2 separate regions of the Homo sapiens genome follow, and region 2 is linked to region 1. The links are chromatin contacts, found by Hi-C or POLR2A ChIA-PET in ENCODE. All regions are on one chromosome and are shown on one strand. The core of a region is the stretch at or near the end of the contact, and the rest is flanking DNA. Distances in the headings are between cores, read along the strand shown. Region 1 holds the start of ODAD2 (outer dynein arm docking complex subunit 2). Region 2 has its middle 23 kb from the start of MPP7-DT.

Region 1 (6,265 bases), core at 1,666-4,165:
ATTTGCCCAAGCCAGGGTGGATGGTTTCATAAGAATCCCTGTAGATCGGCAGTCCCCAACATTTTTGGCACCAGGGACCAGTGTCATGGCCAACAATTTTTCCATGGATAGGGTGTGGGGGAGGGGATGGTTTCAGGATGATTCAAGCTCATTACATTTCTCGTGCACTGTATCTCTACTATTATTACATTGTAATATATAATGAAATAGTTATACAGCTCACCATAACGTGGAATCCGTGGGAGCCCTGAGCTTGTTTTCCTGCAACTAGACGGTCTCATCTGGGGGGGATGAGTGACAGGGACAGATCATCAGGCATTAGATTCCCATTAGGAGCTTGTAACCTAGATCCTTCGAATGCACAGTTCACAATAGGGTTCATGCTTCTATGAGAACCTAATGCCACTGCTGATCTGACAGAAGGTGTGGCGTGTGGGTGGGGTCCCTGCTGTAGATGACGTAATGTTGCGGAGGTGGACCAAAAACTATCAAGTTTTTCCCAGGAGCCTGTGGCAGATTTTCTCTAAAGTTTCAGTGGACAGCGCTGCACCATGTGCTTGCACTCTAGCCATGGGCAGGGCTGGTAAAGGCCTCTGGTACAGCAAACCCCGGGTGTGCCCTCAGTGATGAAGGCTCTTTCCAAGATCACGGCTACTTAGAATCCTCAGGCTGGTTCTATTAACCCTAAGAAAATGTGGGCCTTGCCTTTCTGGTGCTTGGTGAAGAGTGTCAGGAAGCAAGGCATCTTTGACTAGGCGATTCATGAATTTAGCTCCTTCTACGTGCCAGTCATCCTTCTAGATCTTAGGAGTACAGACTTGAAGGAGGCAGAAAAGCTCCCTATTTTCATAAAGCTTACCTTGTAGGGGTAGCAGATGGGCAACAAGGCAAAGACAAGTTATGGCCAGGCACAGTGGTTCATGGCTGTAATCCCAGTGCTTTCGGAGGCCATGGCTGGAGGATCACTTGAGCCCAGGAATCAGAGGCTGCAGTGAGCTATGCTTATGATTATGTCACTGCACTCTGCACTCCAGCCTGGGTGACAGAATGAGACCTCGTCTCAAAAAAAAAAAAAAGAAAAAAAAAAAACAAGTCATGATAAATCCTTCAGGGAGTGACTGGGCCCAGGTAGTGTTTCATCACGACAAGGAAAAATTGGAAAGAGGCGACTGGGACTTCTTCAGATTTAAATATTATTAAGTTATTTTTGCTTGGAAAATATCCGGTAAAATAAATTCACATTTTGGCATCAGATTAAGCAACTTGGCATGAATTTGGCAAACAACGACATAGTTGCTCAGATCTTGGTGGGTTCTGGCTTTTTCCAGCTTTGCAAACCAAGGTGAAATGTCCTGAACTTGGAAGATCTCTGGCTGGCATCCACATTGGACCCAGTAATGCTCCCTTATGTCATACAGCTGATTAAAATGTGCAGAGGAACTAAAGTACCCACAGAAGCTTCCTTGCTTCCAGGACTGGGACTACTCCAGGATCCTTCCGAAGGATGCCCTCTGCTCCTCACCAGGTTGTGACCTGCATTACCGCCACAGGTGTGATGCTGTTGTCTCAGACTGTAATCCACCCATTTTTAAAAGGGCTTCTCTGTATACCTATTAGCATAAGCCCCTTTCTCACTGGTTGCAAGTCTAAGCTTCTCTGCAGGTAGTATCTCCTTTAGGTGAAACTATTCCATTCCTAACAACTTTCGCACTTTCAAAAAGAGAAGAAAAGAACCCAAAACAGGCCAGGCATGGTGGCTCATGCCTGTAATCCTAGCACTTTGGGAGGCCGAGGTGGGTGGATCACTTGAGGTCAGGAGTTCAAGACCCACCTGGCCAACATGGTGAAACTTCGTCTCTACTAAAAGTACAAAAATTAGCCGGGCATGGCGGCGCATTCTTGTAATCCCAGCTACTCAGGAAGCTGAGGGGGGAGGATCTCTTGAACCCGGGAGGCAGAGGTTGCGGTGAGCCGAGATGGGAGGCAGAGGTTGCGGTGAGCCGAGATCGTGCCACTGCACTCCAGCCTGGGTGATAGAGCCAGACTTCGTCCCCCACCCTCCAAAAAACCCAAAACAAAGGACAAATATCTATACCTCATATCCCTACGTGTTTGCAGAAAGGTTCTGCTTTGAGCTGAATCCGTATAATATTATGACAGGTGATATCCTAACATCATTCCACATTTGCCTCTTTGGCATCCGGAAAAGAATCCAGTTTTAATTCCTAAACACCCCATCATCCTAAGTGCTCCGGCATTGGTCCTTAAACACCGTGTCCCCCCACCCCAAGATAGTGCATTCTTCCCCATCCCCCCCCACCTCAATATTCCCACTCCTTTATCCCTCACTGGTGTTCCAGTTGGGGCTCTTGCTGGTAGGGTGTCTAGAGGTGGGGTCAAAACCATCTTAATGGACAAAGGTAAAGGCCATTTAAAAAAAGAGATGGGGGACATGTTTTCATTTCACTCCGATCCTCTGCCCTATTGAAGAGCGCTTTCTGCTTTCCCGGTGAGTATCAGAGTATTCTACCATATTTGTTTTTTTGGAGAGAAACATGTAAGCCTCAAATATCCTAGGAGAAGCCCTATGCTATTTGGGGGTACTCAGTGAAGATTTCAGGTACATACAACGCACTTGTCTGGAAGCCTATGGAAAAATGTAAAAAGGGGTTTCTAAGGAATATTTTCTGCTTCCTTTCTGCTCCATTTTAAGTTTTCTGCTAACTTGCCGCCGACCCCGCAACTGCTCACGACCTCTGTCAAAGTCAACCTTTCCCACCGCGTGGAGTGAGTTAGGGTGCACACTCGGGAGTTGCATAAAAGTGTTTGAGAAAGGGAGATGCAAAGTTGAATAAAAGTGTTTCCCGGGAGGGGCCGAGCGGAAAGCAGCAGGTGGCCGGGGCGGGTGGAACCCAGCGCGGGCGCAGAGCGTCTCTGGCGCGGGCATACGGTGCAACGGGTCCGCGGGAATCTTGGATGCGCGGAGGTCCCGAGACCAGGGTAACGGACTGGGCTGCGGTCGCGGCCGGGTGAGGCTGGGAGCGGAAGGCGGCGGCGGCGGCGCCCGGGGGAGGGCACGGGCCCTGTAGGCCTCCCACAAGGGCGCCGGCGTGCGCGGCCGCAGGGCGCGCAGTGTTGACCCGCGTCCTAGCAACAGGCGGGCGCCGACTGCGGGGGGCAGGGTGCTGCAGGTGAGTGCGGCTGGGGGTCTCCACGCTCACCCCCGCAGGGGTTCTGCAGCCGCCCGCGTGGATCGGGAAACAGAGGCGGCTCTCTGGCCCCGCCGCTGCCGCTCTCGCCTGCTCCCCTTTCCCTCCCGGGGACCAAGACCCGCCCCCTTCCCTTCTCTCTCCCAGCCCCATCTCACTCCTTCCTCCCCGCGAGACCCTGCCTCGGCCCTAGGTTGGGGACCGTCTGCTCCTCAGTCCCTGCGCCCCTCTCTGCACTACCTCGGCCCCATCACCTCCCGGATCCGCTCTCCACTTCTCCCGCCGCTTCCCTGCCTCTCCTTCCCCCAGCCCGTCTTTCTCCTCCGCCCTTTGCAGCTCTGCCTCCCGCTCCCAGCGTGGTTTTCGCCGTCCCTTCCCTCCTCGTCCCCTTACCGAATCCATTCCTGGAAACTTAGGGTCTCAGCTCTGACGCCCCCTTCTTGTAACGAGTCTGGTGGGGGCCGTCATCCCACACTAGGCTTAGCTTTGGTTTTACTTAGGGCCCTGTTCATGTCATGTCTAAAAGTTCGATTTTCTGTCGGTCTTACTGAGTAACTTCTGCATTCTCAGAAAGCAGTGTATGCGCGGACTCCCCGTGGATGTTACCAACCACATTTCATAGATCTCAGAGCTGATGGCTGCCTTTCCGTAGCCCCCTAAAGAATTCGGTTGTGCTTCTGTTTAAGTGTTAACGATGTGATTACCGAATGGGTTTCATTTCACTAATGATGCTGGAAGCTTGAAATTGACCTTTAGAAAGAAAAACAATCTGTGGTATCTATTGGATAAAGAGAAAAATGAGTGCTAAGTGATTCCCAGTTTATGTAAACATCCCAGTTTATGTAAACACGTAACCAAAACTTTTTTCCTTTTAATCTTTAAACTTACTTTCTTTACTTCAAAGGTGTGTGCTGTGTATTTACATGGATTCATTTTAACTATGGTTCTTAAGCCAAAAGAGCTTGGCAATGGGCAGAAACCGGGGAGCAACTGGTCTTGATTTTAAAATCTTAGTTTTGAGTTATGCCGACCATTTTTGAACACCATTTATTTATTTATTTATTTTCTAATAACATTGATCTTGCCTTCTGGATTGTCATAGGCCACCCTGAGGTTTTCTTAAACTCACCAACCTTCTTGAATAAAACTTGTGCATTGCTACGGTTCACTAGACTTGGAAATACAATTTGAATAGATTCAAATGTTACATTTCTGTCAAAATTTATCTTGACGAAAATAACGATTTTGCATTTCTTAATTCTGTGTTAAGGGTCCTTCAAGAAGTTACTATATGGTATGTTGACTACCATAGCGTTACATAATCTATTTAATTTCGCATTTTTTCTTTAAAAATGTGCAAGAAGCAATCTTTATAAGATTACCAAAACAAATGTTATACTTAAGATTAAAGACAGACAGAACTTTCACCTAAGCCTTTCTGTATAAGATAAAGCTATTTGCACTTATTTCACACTATTTTACACTGATTTGCACTTATTTTACACAACAATGGGAAATTCAAGAGTCTCACACATACACATCAGAACATGTTTATGTGTTTAAATCTAAAGCATTTCTCATCGGTTAGCAATAGAAACAAAATGCTAGAATACTAAAACAAACACCCAGAACAAATTTGTGCACTAATTTCTGCACTTTATTTCATGACCACTTTGGTATATATGTCTGGATCAGTTGTTCTCCACCCTATCTGATCCAGTACTTGGTTTTTATAGCATATATGTTGTAAGGCTGCTTTGCTATCCTGAAATCAATATCATAGATTATAATCTTACATATTTAATATAGTTTTAAATATTGATAGTGTGCTAACTGTAAAATGAAAGAAAATAATTGTAAGAAAAGATTGGCATGTAAACGCTCAAGTACCACTACACTAGAATATATAGGGAAGTAGTCAGATGTCCAGCCTTACACAGAATGACTGTGAACACAGCAGCCCCAAATGCAGACTGATACAGATGTGCCATTGCAACTTAAATTTCTCAAATAACATTGCCATCAATGGTGTCATTTTCCAAAATGCTGAGCTCTTGGTAAAATTCCATGTAAAACAAAATATGTACAACCTTCTTTTCGTTTATGGTAGCTACAATTCTGGAAAATTCAGGGTGTAATAAAACTGTGACAAAATACTCTGCAATTTTTGCAAAGTGCAGAAAAATTCTAGGCTCAGGTAGTGCTTATCTGAAGTTTTTCACTTACTAGATGCCTGGAGGTTACAGCAGAATTCTTCCTTCTGAGGTACTATCCTGCACAGGATATTTTACATTGTCGGTCCTCAACACTAAAGGCCGATAATGCCCCCTTTCCTATCATGTTGATAACTAGACATCTCTATAATATTTCTATACTCTTTATCAGCAGGAAGTACTGCCCTGTTGCCATCCAGTGATCTCCTGTGATTGAATTTAATAGATAGTTCAAAGATTTAATACAGTACAGAATGTAAAATCTCCAAGTCTAATCTTTGTACTTTAAGCCTTTTTAATAATGATGGGAGTAAAAAGCCAATTTTATTCTATATTTAACCGTATAACCATTCTTCTAATATTCTGGAAGAAAGATTTTATCAATAAGTGCTATACAAAAGAGAAAAGAAACAAGTATAGATTATCTGCCAAAAAAGCATTAAATGTTCATTATGAAGTCAGAACGTGCTTTCTAACTTGGCTCTTATTTAACGTTACAGATTTTGTTACTTTTTAAAAGATCTTCTTTTACAGACTAATTTCTATTTAGCCAATGTGAAATTTGTCTCACTTGAATTGGTTTTAAATTTTACTGCTAGACTCTTCTGATAACTAATTTAGATAAAAAGGCTGAAAGAGTCTCACTTATTCCTACATCTCTCACATTAACTCTTAAGAAGGTTGTGAATTACAGTAAAATGTCATCTGGGCAGGATATACAGGCAGGGAAAATAGTATTTGGATTGTCCAGATATTCTGGTAATAGGATCAATGTGTCCTGTATCAATTTTTAGAAAAAAAATTATATTTCACAATACTGTTCTTATTCTATTTCTTTTTTAA
Region 2 (6,565 bases), core at 1,235-3,734, 330 kb before region 1:
GTAATATTCTAGAAATGTTGACTATTTTAATGCTTTAGAGCAAGCAATGTTTTGAAATATTGATACTATCTAAATTAACCAATAAATCAAAAGATATTCCAATCAATTGAAGGCAAGGAGGTGGGCAAGGAGACTTGATAGATTAGTTTACAGGTCATTAAGAGGTTCAAGAAGTAGCCAGGGCAATTTTAGAAATGAACAGAAAATATCAGTACCTTTATAATACATTTTACTATGTAGCACAATAAAAATAAAATGTGTTACAATATACAACAATGGTAAAACAGTGTGGCAACATAAAAGCTATAATGGTGAAAACAGTGGGGCAATAAAAAGAAAGAGACATCGTAATGGTATAGTGAGGACAGTATGTAGAAAAGTTTAATATGTAATAAAAGTATTTCAAATCAGTGTCACATGGTATTTCGACAAATAGACATTAAACAAAGCTGAATTTATACAAAATCTGTGCCAGCTATACAGAAAATGTAAACGCTGCAAATATAACTAAAAGGTATTAGAAGAAAACATGAATCAATATAGTTATAATTTTGGTATAATATCTTTCCAGTGTAACAGAAAAGCACATAAGCCTTTCTACTCTATTTGGAATGTAAACAAACTTTTAATCCAAAAAAAAAAAAAAAAAAGTGCTTGCTAGTTAAGGAAAAGTCTCAAGACAGAAGCACTTTTTTCCTCCCTCTTAACTATGAGTAAGCTCTTGACACCTGGAGAGAAAAAGCTAAGAATTCTACCAGAGCTCATAACTTAAACTTATAAACTTAACTAGGGCTTATAAACTTAAACTCTACTAGGGCTTATTTTACTACAGCTTATTAATCTCATCCTTGCCATATTTAAAATTCTGCCCTACTGAAAAGGAGGGAATACTAGAGTTAATGTTCAATTTCAAGAGATTCAAAATTTAAAAACTATGAAATAGACCTCAAAAAACAGTTATTCTATACTTTTTAAGGTGTGAATTTGAACATTGAACCTTCGCATGTAGGTAAAAGTCAGTTGTAATTAGATTTTTATTTTTTTCTTAAAAAAATCAGAATTAAATCTGACTGAGCTGAGATTTTTTTATTAGCCAAGTACCAAGACTGTATTATATTAATGAAGCACTAGAAGTTTGAGTCAAATAAGAAAAGGATTCATGGTTCTCAGCACAGAACAACACTGTACATGAGGACAAAAACGTCTTTGCTGATTGGATGGAGACAGAAGCCTGCATCAATTTCAGCAACTGAAAGATACAAAAACATTTCCTTGTTCAACAGGTCAGGGGACTGAGGGAACCCCAAGTCAAATGCCATTTATTTCCTCTTATCTTTAAGGAGTTATTATCCGAGCTCTTTCTGGTCCATGGAATTCTTCCAGTCACCTCTGTTCTGAATGACACAATCAGTGCACACTCACGAATATAATGTCAGGGCACAATAGCTGCTAGTGTGCTGAGCAGCCAGGCCCTGATTTGGGAATAAAATTTTCACTTGGTTCTTGACTTGAAAATTCATGTTCTAAACATGTCCCTAGATGGTCTCAGCATGATTCACCCCCATTGGTTAAAAATAGAAACCTCGCTGGAACAATAGGAGCTAGATTAAACAGCTTCTGTAAAATAAATAAATAAATAAACTAGAACTCAGATAAATCCATATATTTGGGTCTTTAAAAACTGTTAAATTAAAAAAAATCAAAAGTTGTTATTTCTGTCTTTATCCAGCTCTTCCTATTAGTCCACGAATTGAAGAAGTTCTTTATCAAGTTTCTAAGCTGGTTTGCCAGTTTTTCTTTTTATGGTCAGATGAGAAGAAATATAAATTTTTTTTTTCCAGCTGCAAATCTTTTTCAATTCTTTTGCAAATGACAGTCCAATGAATTTGAAACGAGCTAGGTAGAAGGGGTAATATTTGCATTTTGAATATCTCTTTCCAAAACAACTTCTCACAGTTAAGACTTTTTTTTTTTTTTTTTTTTTTTTTACTTCTTTGACAAGTTGAAATCAAAACCTGAGAGGCTCTAAGACTTCCCAGTTCCTAGTTTGGGCTTTGCTGGATGCTGAGCTATTTTTACCCCTGGCTTAGAGCCATCTGGTTTCCCTTTGAAGGTTCACGTTGGTGTTTTTCAGTGCAGCTGGTCACATGTGCTTTGCTTTCCCAAGTAAATGCTGGTGACCTGGGGAGGAATGTATCCAGACTCTCCTGGCATCTCCGTCCTCACCATATCCTTCCCTGGTCATTGATACCGTTCATTGTCATGGCTGAGTCCTGGGCTTAGTGGCCACGAACACTTCAACTCTTTCTTGCATCTAAGCATTGAAGCTTTTTCTGGTCTATGGGATTTAATAGAATATCAGTGCAGCAGACAGAGCCCGGGAGCTGGGGTTTGCAAACTCTCTGGTGAACCGACTGGCATGTACCCTGGCAATGTGGCCCAGCACTTTCTGCCACTTGGCTTTGCTGTTGAGAGCGTTGTGCCAGGTGAATGTTAAGGAACTGAGTGCCTTGTCACAGTAAAACTACGCTGTGGACAGGCAATTTGAAAAATGTATTTTCAAGGCTGACTTAGGGGAAAGAATAAATCATCTTACCATGTGACATTAGCCTTAGCCAGGGCTTGCTCTGCTGATGGCTGTAACTTAGCACTGCCAAGAAAGCCCTTCTAATGATCTGGACTTCCTTGTTTGTCTTTTTCTTTTTAAAATTGAGCCCGGAGCATTGACTGTCACCATTTGTAGAAGTGTAAGTTTCTTTGCCTTATCAACACCTTCCTTCAATTAATATTTATAGAGTGCCTGAAGGATCAATGTCGTACCCACACCTCTGACTTCTCACATTTACAATTGGTAGCAAGGAGGAACAGCAGCTGCCTTCATTTGTAGCAGCCCTTCTCTGCAAGATGAACAGCGGTCTTTTTATTCTGCCACACTGATTGATTTCCTAAAGGTCTTTTGGTGACAGTGTCTCCCGGAAGTACAGAAAAACCCCAATAATTGATATGGGATTATATAAATAAAAATAAGAGATTTTCACACCTGAAAAACGTTTCTCTGCATTATCACGTCTACCCCAAATCTTTGGTGTGCAGCTCCAGAATAGGGTAACCACATACAGAAAGCAGTGAGCTTCTACATGCCTGGAGATGGAGAAGGATGGGCTATGCCGTGTCCTATAAAGTTAACTTAATTACTGCAGGCCAGATTTTTCTCTTTAAGGAATTTTTTTTTTTTTTTTTTTTTGAGATGAGGTCTCACTCTGTCACCCTGGCTGGAGTGAAGTGGTACGATCATAGCTCACTGCAGCCTTGAACTCCTGAGCTAAAGCTATCCTCCCACTTCAGGCTCCAGAGTAGCTGGGACTATAGGTGTTCACCACCATACCTGGGCCAATTTTTAAATTTTTTGTAGAAATGTGGTCTTGCGGCCAGGCGCGGTGGCTCATGCCTGTAATCCCAGCACTTTGGGAGGCTGAATCAGGTGGATCATTTGAGGCCAGGAGTTTGAGACCAGTGTGGCCAACATGGGAAAACCCCCTCTCTACTAAAAATACAAAAATTAGCCGGGTATGGTGGTGCATGCCTGTAATCTCAGCTATTCGGGAAGTTGAGGCAGGAGAATCCCTTGGACCGGGGAGACAGAGGTTGCAGCGAGCTGAGATCACGCCACTGCACTCCAGCCTGGGCGACAGAGCAAGACTCGGTCTCAAAAAAAGAAAAAAAAGAAAAAGAAATGAAATGGGATATTACTATGTTGCCCTGGTCGGTCTCAAACTCCTGTCCTCAGGTGGTCCTCCTGCCTCTGCCTTCCAAAGTGCTGAGATTACAGGCATGAGCCACCGCACCTGGCCAAAAATGTTCTTAATATCAGTACAAGTTATTCCTTATTCCCTAGATATCTGCTATTACAAATGCTTCTACTACTTATTACAATACTACTTTCAAATACTAGCTAATGTTATTGACTCTGACCATGAGGCAAGCCCTGTGCTAAGCCACATACTGTATAGTGGTTAAGAACACAAGCAGCTGGCACAGTAGCTCACACCTGTAATCCCAGAACTTTAGGAGGCCAAGGCAGGAGGATCACTTGAGCTCAGGAGTTCAAGACCAGCCTGGGCAATATAGTGGGACCTCCATCTCTACAAAATATATTAAAATTAGCCAGGTAAAGTGGCATGTGTCTGTAGTCCCAGCCACTTGAGAGGCTGAGATGGGAGGATCACTTGAATCTGGGAGGTCAAGGCTGCAGCGAGCTGTGAACACAGGCTTTGGAACTGGACTATTGGTTCAAATCTCAGCTCTATCACTTATAGACTTAGGCAAGTCAACTAACCTCTCCATGCTTCAGCTTCTTCAACTGTTAAAAAGGGGCTAATAACTGATCTCCTAGGATTTATAGTGAGGACTAGATTCACTCCGGGATGTATAAACCAGTGGGTAGAGTTCTGGATACTTGTGAACTTGAATAGGAAAAATTAATTACATCTATGCTCATCAGTTTTTCAAAGTCATGGCATTGTTAAACCTGTCTCCAGTTCTCATTATGAAATGTATTTAAAAAGAAGAATCTTTATTACCGTATTACTTTTTATTCTTTTGGCAGCTGTCTCAGTATATTTGGTTATCCTATATGTTCTATTTTATGCATATAGAATTCTTATTCTGAGAAAGGGTGGAGATGCTCCACTAAATTGCAGAAAGGGCCTGTAGTGCAGAAAAATTAAAGAACCCTTGAGTGACAACATGTGCCAAGTACTTAGAACCATTCGTGGTACATAATAATCTTACTATCTGTGTTTTCTATTGTCTTAGTCTGTTTGAGCTTCTATAACAAAACATCATAGCCTGGGTAGCTTCCAGATTACAGAAATTTCTTTCTTGCAGTTATAGAGACTGGGAAGTCCAAGATCAAGGCGCTGGCAGATTTGGTGTCTGGGGAGGGCCTGTTGCCTGGTTCATAGACAACGTCTTCTCTCTGTGCCCTCACGTGGCAGAGGGGCCAGGGAGCTTTCTGGGGCCTCTTTCACTACAGGACTAATCCCATTCAGAACCTTCATGACCTAGTCACAGCCCCAAAGACCCTGCCTCCTAATATCATCAACTTGGGGGTTAAGATTTCAACCTATGAATTTTGGCAGTAGACAGACCGTCACAGCTATTGTTATTATCTCATTTTAGTCCTCATAATAACTGAAGAGGTGAATATAGCTATTATCATCTCACTAGGATATATGGTTATGAAGGCAGATATTTTTTCTGTTTTATTCATTGTGTATCCCTAGAACGCAAAATGTGCATGGCATATAGTAGATATTTAATAATATCTAATGAATGTCCACATCCCAATTTTGCAAAGAGGACACCATGACTTGAAGAGGTGGCGTATTATGCCATATTCAGTCACCCGGCATCCAAACCATCAAGCTCCATCAGTGTGGCTCCAGGACTGGAGACTGAACTTCATTCATTGTCTCCCAGTCATTTCATGACTCTTTCTCTCTCTCTATTTATTTATTTATTTATTATTTTTTGTGTGTAGCAACAGGGCCTTGTTATGTTGCCCAAGCTGGTCTAGAACTCCTGGCCTCACGTGATCCCTTCACCTTAGCCTCCCCAAGTACTGGGATTACAGGCTTGAGCCACTGTGCCTAGCCCATTTCACAATTCTTAGAGCAGCAATTTTTCCTAAGCTTAGAACTTGCATACTGGGGAAAACAAAGCCCGGTTTTGGCTGGGATTTCTTTCTTTCTTTTTTTTTTTTTCCTAGATAGAGTCTCACTCTGCTGCCTAGGCTAGAGTACAGTGGTGCGATCTTAGCTCACTTCAGCCTCCAACTCCTAGGCTCAATTGATCCTCCTACCTTAGCCGCCCAAGTAGCTGGGACCACAGGTGTACACCACCATGCCCAGCTGATTTATTTTTCTTTTTTTTTGAGATGGAGTGTCGCTCTGTCACACAGGCTGGAGTGCAGTGGCCTGATCTTGGCTCACTGCAAGCTCCGCCTCCAAGGTTCATGCCATTCTCCTGCCTCAGCCTCCTGAGTAGCTGGGACTACAGGCGCCTCCACCACGCCCGGCTAATTGTTTGTATTTTTAGTAGAGACGGGGTTTCACCGTGTTAGCCAGGATGGTCTCAATCTCCTGACCTTGTGATCCGCCTGCCTTGGCCTCCCAAACCGCTGGGATTACAGGTGTGAGCCACCGTGCCCGGCCCCTATTTTTCTTTTTTGTAGAGATGGGTCTTATTATGTTGTCCAGTCTGGTCTTGAACTCCTGGCTCAAGCAATCTGCCTGTCTCGACCTCCCAGAGTGTTAGAACTACAGGGGACTGCTTAATGAAACAATGGAGGCAGAAGGTGACTTTGAGATGATGTACAGAACTGAGCAACCCCAATCTCACCAGGTCTTATCAATAATTTAACACAAATAAAATCATATTAACACGTGGGTGCTCCTAGCTTTCCCCTCACACAGCTGCTAAAGGAAACTTTGTCTTCTTCAGCTTGGTTCTTGGGCTTCTATGGTGCAGGATCTGGGCTTGGAGAAACTGGAGAAGTGACAGA

Evidence for each region. Hi-C counts contacts between places; a loop is a spot of excess contacts on that map. ChIA-PET counts read pairs that join two places held with the same protein, here RNA polymerase II (POLR2A). Pooled maps may share reads with other maps.
Region 2: a loop to region 1 is called in a pooled map, with 2.2 times the contacts of the local background. The contact joins the enhancer-like site here to the promoter of ODAD2 in region 1. A Hi-C loop is called at or near these places in 1 of 50 pooled maps. POLR2A ChIA-PET finds 5 or more read pairs at or near these places in 2 of 52 experiments (T-cell and activated T-cell).

The regions. Positions count from the first base shown.
Region 1 is chr10:27,995,729-28,001,993 of GRCh38, reverse strand. It overlaps ODAD2 (outer dynein arm docking complex subunit 2), which reads left to right and starts at 2,915. Exons shown (of 20, transcript NM_018076.5): 1 at 2,915-3,000.
Region 2 is chr10:28,322,655-28,329,219 of GRCh38, reverse strand. It overlaps a transcript of MPP7 not described here. Among named protein-coding and RNA genes, the nearest start is that of MPP7-DT, 23 kb to the right of the region's middle. Within about 2 kb of position 2,484, at least 20 of the 41 ENCODE cell types and tissues checked have a DNase peak (open chromatin) inside an H3K27ac peak, as active enhancers do.